2 separate regions of the Homo sapiens genome follow, and region 1 is linked to region 2. A link is a contact called in ENCODE Hi-C or POLR2A ChIA-PET data. All regions are on one chromosome and are shown on one strand. The core of a region is the stretch at or near the end of the contact, and the rest is flanking DNA. Distances in the headings are between cores, read along the strand shown.

Region 1 (3,155 bases), core at 270-2,769, 77 kb after region 2:
CATCACTAATTATCAGAGAAATGCAAATCAAAATCCCAATGAGTTATCATCTCACATCAGTCAGAGTGGCTATTACTAAAAAGTCAAAAAACAACAGATGTTGGCAAGGCTACAGAGAAAAGGAAACCTTTATACATTATTGATGGGAATGTAAATTACTTCAGCCACTGTGGAAAGCAGTCTGGACATTTCTGAAAGAACTTTAAAAGAACTACCACTCGACCCAGCAATCCCATTACCAGGTATACAACCAAAAGAAAAACCATTGTACCAAAAAGACACATGCACTCACATATTGATCACAGCACTATTCACAATAGCAAACACATGGAATTAACCTAGGTGCCCATCAACAGGATTGGATAAAGAAAATGTAGTACACACACACACCATGGAATACTATGCAGACATAACAAAGAATGAAATCATGTCCTTTTGCAGCAACATGGATGGAGTTGGAGGTCATTATCCTAAGCAAATTAAGGTAGGAACAGAAAACCAAATACTGCATGCCCTAACTTATAAGTGGGAGCTAAACACTGGGTACTCACTGACATAATGATGGCAACAATAGACACTGGAGACTACTAGAGGAGGGAGGGAGGGGGTGGAAGGGATGAAAAACTGTGGGATACTAAGGTCAGTACCTGGGTGACGGGACCATTCAGACCCCAAACCTCAGCATCATGCAACATACCTAGGTAACAGACCACACACATGTACCCCAGAATCTAAAATAAAAGCTTAAAAAAAAAGTAAAAATACGTAAAAAAATTTCTGGTCTGATATTTCCAACATTCCTGCCATATTTAGCTATGGTTCTGATGTTTGGTTTGGTCTCCTCAAACTACAGTTTTTGCCTTTTAGTATGCCTGTAATTTTTTGTTAAAGGTGGACATAATAATACTAAGTATTTTTTTTTTTAAAGCCTACAGTAAACAGGTGTTTTGTAATGCAGTACTAGGGTGATGGGGGAGGAGAAGCATTCTATAGGCCTAGGATTAGGTCTCAGTCCTCTGGTGAGCCCGTGCCTCTAGACTGTGACCTTCCACCAGCATTTCTCAGGTTTTTTCCTCCCTTCAAATGGAACAGGGTGGCTGGAGAGGGCTGAAGTTATTTCCCTTCCCACAACTGGAAGTCTAGAGGGAGGTGGAGTTAGGAATTTCCTTTTCTCCATGTGGAGGGCTAGAGTTGACTGGAGCTGCATTTTTCCCATTCCCCAGTTAGGTTTGGTTCTAAGAGAAATAATTTCTCCTGAGGGCAGGCCTTGTTAAGAACAGAATACCTTGGTGTATTTCAAAATGTTTCACTTCTCCCTTCTCCAGCTGACAGCGTAAGAGGATTTTTCTCAAATATTTACTGTGAGGACCTGGTAGAGCTCCAGGAAGTAAATCTCACAAAACTACGGGGGCTTCCTTAGGACTGGCTCTCCCTGGAGCTTTTAGGTCTCAGACTTGTCCACACTGAGCCTCCAGCAACTCCTCAATTACAGCTCAGATTTTCCTACCCGGGTACTGGTTCCCTCAGGGGTTTCTGATCCTCGGTTTCTGCTTCAGTAGTTGTGATTCTCTGTATCCAGCTGTCTGTCTCTCCAGTTTTGGAGGATGTGGTTTGCCCTGTGACTTCACTTATCTGAGGAATCTAAGAAGTGTTGTCTATTCTTCATTTTGTTCAGTTATTTATTTGTTGTCAGGACCAAGTGGCAATTACTGAGCTCCTTACATGCTACACTGGAAATTGGAAGTCTTCAGAGATTACTTCTTAATAGTTTTTAAGAGTGCTTTGTATATGAAGATATATACCCAAAAATCAGACAAAAAACCCTCTGTCAGGTTTTACAAATTTTTTCCTAGTTTGTCATCTGTCTTTTAATCTTGTTTATATTGGTTTTGGAGGCACAGGAGTTTCAATTCTTGTATACTCAAATCTATGATTATGGTTTCTGATTTTACGACAGAAAGGTCCTCCTGCTATCAAGAATATAATACCTTTATCTATTTTTTTGTACTTTTATGGTACTTTCAGTTTTTCCATTTCCTACCTATCAGAATTTTTTTTCTTCAGTTTTTATTAAATGGCTGGCTGGTTGTCACATCGTTTACTGAATAATTCCATCGTGTTCCAAAAACCATAAAATGCTGTCTTTATCTTAGACTAAATATCTATTAATAATTGGGTATGTTTCTGGACTTTGAGGGAAAAAAAAAAAAAAACCTGGGAACAGAGACTGCCTGTGAAATGAACTGAGTAGCTGGAAACAGGGAAGAAAAAAAGACTAATTTTTCACTGTTCCCTTTTAAATTTATTCCACGTGCTTTGAATTATCACTCAAGACATCAACAGAAATCTGTTGAAATTCTGCTTACTAGACATGATGTCATTATCAAATATTTCAGATTTGGCAAATTATACCACAACCCCATATGCACCTGAATACCTGAAATCATAAGTCTATCTTGAGCTTAAAACCCTGATTTAATCTATTCTATTTTAAATAAATAGTAAAAGTACCTCAATTATCTTAAACTAGATGTTTCTCTGCCACTTAACATGGTCAAACACAAAACCATATTTTACCATGAAGGAAAAACAAAAGCTTCTGTCTAAATCCTTAATTGTTATAGTTAAGGCTACTACTGGAAATGTGTAAGAATCTCAGATAATGTCAATTTCTTACTGTGTGTGCTTCCCAGATCCAGCCATCACAGATGTATTTTACTTTTTGTGTTGTCAGCTAGTCACCATCTTTTTCTACCAATACCTATAGTGAATACTTAATCAGAACCTAATCTTTTTATTCTATTGCTATCTGATCATTGTATTTTCAGTATCATTTCATTATCATTCAATCTCTGAAGCCAAACTGAACCTCTGTTGTAACCATAATTCCATAAGCGACTGCCTGAGAGAAAAGAGGTATCCATCTAGCAGCAGACAGAAAAAGAACAGCTTTCTTCTGTTATGTCAGTCTTCTTAAGATCCTCTCTCTCCCCCTATTTTCTAAACAACTATGAAAGACAGACTCATTTAGTAATTTTAGCCTTTCTCCAAATAAATATATTTTTTAGCCACTGAAAATGCTCTCTTAATAGAAATGCGAAGGTGACCTAGTATTCAGTCTCATTAGCATTCTCATTAATAATTACAGCGATCAG
Region 2 (3,156 bases), core at 501-3,000:
CATTTGCCCATCTCTGAATGCATCTTAGTTTTCCAGCCAAACCCCAATCATCATTAAATCCAACTCTCCACCTACTTTGTTTCTGTATCTAATCAATCAGCTGAACATAGCTGGAGATGAGTGACTGTAGGGAAATGAATGATGAATTCATCAAAGATTAACGATGTCAGTTAAAAAATCATGACCAATGTCAAGTCAGTCCTTGCTGTACATAATTTCCTTATTTCATTCAATCTTTACTCCCCTAGATGACTATTTCATAACTTCTCTTCTCAAATCCTATCAGCTGCTATTTCACTAAAAAGCAGAAGCAATCAGATTTCCACAAGCTCTTACCTCTCTCTCACTACCTAGCTACCTACAGCTATTCTCAAATACAGTATCTCTTTCTTCTCTTCTATTACTAGGGATTAAGTTTATGGTACTATCTAAGGCCAATTCTACTACTACCTAAAGACAGGGTTCTAGTAATTCCTCCTTAGTTGCATCATCAACTTAATCCTATCTCTGAATTGTTTTCATCAACATACAAATATGGTATATTGTCTTCCATTTTACAAAATCTTATCTTCCTCCTAAAGCTCTGCTCCATTTCTCTTTTTCCCAAATGCCTTGTCAATAATCTCTGTCTCCAATCTACTACCTCCAGTTCTCTAGTAAACTCACTTTATCAGGCTTTTGTTCCCACTATTACACTGAAACTGCTGATCAAGGTTACCAATGACTCATTAGCTAAAACTGAATTGTAGATTCTCAGCCTTTATCTTACTTCACTAAGCAGCATTTGACACAACCAGTAATCCCTCCTCTTCGAAACACTTTTTCCACTAAGCTTTCTGAACATCACTTCTGGATTTCATACCTCCCTGTCCCTTCTTTCTCATATATCTAATCTTTAAAAACTGCTCCAGGGTTTAACACTTAGGTATGTTCTATATTCACTCTCTACATCAACTCATTCAGTCTGATAGCTTTAAATGCCATTTATATACTGACTACTCCCAGATTCTCCAGCCTAGACCTCTCCCTTTAACTAACAAACATGATACTTTAAGTAACTGCCTGTCTAAATAAGCATCTCAAATTTAACACATCTAAAAGACAGATTCCCAATCCCCAGTATTATTACCGCTATCACCACCACTCTCCAAAATGTCTGCTCCTCCAGTCAATTCTCATCTGAAAAAAAATGGTAACTCTATGTTTTGCAGGAGCCAAAACCTTAGAACCCATCTTAAACCCTGTCTCTCACATCAGATGCAATTCAGCAACCCACTCTTATCAATTCTGTGTTGGAAATAAATATGAATCTGAGCATTTTTCACCACCTCTACCATTGCTATCACCATGATCTAATGCTACCACAGAATCGTTACAATTGCCTCCTAACCGCTCTCCCTGCATCTGCCTCACCCCACACCCCAAGAGTCTACTATCAACAAAGAAAGTAGAGGGATCCTTTTAAAACCACCTCGTTCATGCCTTCCCATCTCATCCAGAATGAAAGCTTAATCCTTAAAATGTTCTATAAGGTCCTTCACAAACTATCCCCTGCCATCCTGTTCCCCTTCTGATCTTTTCCTTCTCCTCTCCCACTTTTCACTGCTCTCTGACCATACCACATTCACTGCTCCTCAAATACGCTAGGCTCATTCCCAATCTCAGGGGCTGTGTATTTTGCTCTTCCTTAGGCCTGGTACTTACTCCAGACATCTACGTGACTAGCTTCCTTGTTTCCTTCAGGTCTTCACTCAAAAGTCACCTACTCGGAGAGGCATTCTCTGGCTCCCTTATCTAAAATGTCACCTCCGCCCCCTCAACATTCATGCTTTTATTTTCTTTCCTGGTACTTTATCTTACATACCATTCATCATACTCATTTATCTTCTTATCTTTTGTCTCTCCTTCCATAAACTGATTTCCATAAGGGCAGCAATTTGATCCACTTCCTTTCACAACTTTATTCCCAGTGCCTGATATGTACAAGGCATGCAATAAGTATCTGCTGAATGGATAAATCTAGGATTGCCCCCTCATACTTCAATCTTTAACTGCTATCCAACACCTGTCAAAGACTAAATAACACTGATATTTGAAGATGCTTGTGTGAAAACGGTCTTCAAATACCACAGGATAAAGTATTAATGCCCATTAGTACATACTCAAAATTCTATCATTTTATAAAGCTGTATTTTTAGACCTCAGTAGCTTTCTTCTCTGTAGAAACAACAGTAAGTTATTGTGTAATGTTCTGTTCCTGGCTTTCACTGAGAATTATTATTTTTTAACAGCCACATGAAGAACCTCCACGCAAACCACAAAACTATTATAAACATCACTATTAATTACAACATTTAATATTACTTAAAGAGAAATGCGTTCTTTTTAAACTCAGCCAGGAAAAACAATCTCTTAAAAATTTATTTATTTCATTACTTACCAAATATATCCCTGACTCTCAACAACTCCACACAAGTAACAAATTTCAGAATTAAACACTTACCATTTGTTCATACATTTAAGTTGAGGAGGATATTTCTATTGAACCACCTCAGTTTACACGGATGGTTTTTAAGGCCTTATTTCTATTTTATCAATCTTATTCATAGTTATCCTTAACAAAAGTCACCTCAAATTATTTTATTTAGGTAAATAATTGAAAAACAGACCGTATAATTCTCTAATACTATCATATATAAAAACAACATGTAGATCATAAAAAAGTCACTTATATGTCATGAAGTCACTTCACTGACATATATACTGCAGTCCTTCTAGTCTACAGTTTATTTTTTTAAGTAATTTGACATAACAAAGTTAACTAGGAACTTATTTCTCTATCAGCTACAAGGATGACAATACCTACCAATTAGAGAACAGTGCGTATGCAGCAAGGGAATGAGATACAATGATGCCTAAGGTGACAGTGAGATATGAAAGCAACCTTAATCTACAGACAGTGTAAAGACACTGAGAAACATAGGCACATTACAGAAAACTAACCAGGATTACTGATGGATATTTTTTCAGTAACTATTGCCCACTTTGGGAGGCCAAGGTGGGCGGATCACCTGAGGTGAAGAGTTTGAGATCAGCCTGACCAACATAGTGAAACCCCATCTCCACTAAAAATACAAAAATTAGCTAAGCATGGTG

Evidence for each region. Hi-C counts contacts between places; a loop is a spot of excess contacts on that map. ChIA-PET counts read pairs that join two places held with the same protein, here RNA polymerase II (POLR2A). Pooled maps may share reads with other maps.
Region 1: a loop to region 2 is called in a pooled map, with 2.4 times the contacts of the local background. The contact joins two enhancer-like sites. A Hi-C loop is called at or near these places in 1 of 168 maps with a recorded cell type or tissue (PC-9), 1 of 37 single-sample maps with no recorded cell type and 7 of 50 pooled maps. POLR2A ChIA-PET finds 5 or more read pairs at or near these places in 9 of 52 experiments (AG04449, AG04450, CD4-positive, alpha-beta T cell and 5 more).

What each region holds. Positions count from the first base shown.
Region 1 is chr10:63,514,037-63,517,191 of GRCh38, forward strand. It overlaps a transcript of JMJD1C not described here. Among named protein-coding and RNA genes, the nearest start is that of REEP3, 5.8 kb to the right of the region's middle. Within about 2 kb of position 1,520, at least 3 of the 41 ENCODE cell types and tissues checked have a DNase peak (open chromatin) inside an H3K27ac peak, as active enhancers do.
Region 2 is chr10:63,437,046-63,440,201 of GRCh38, forward strand. All of the region lies in intron 1 of JMJD1C (jumonji domain containing 1C), which reads right to left. Among named protein-coding and RNA genes, the nearest start is that of JMJD1C-AS2, 8.0 kb to the left of the region's middle. Within about 2 kb of position 1,751, at least 2 of the 41 ENCODE cell types and tissues checked have a DNase peak (open chromatin) inside an H3K27ac peak, as active enhancers do.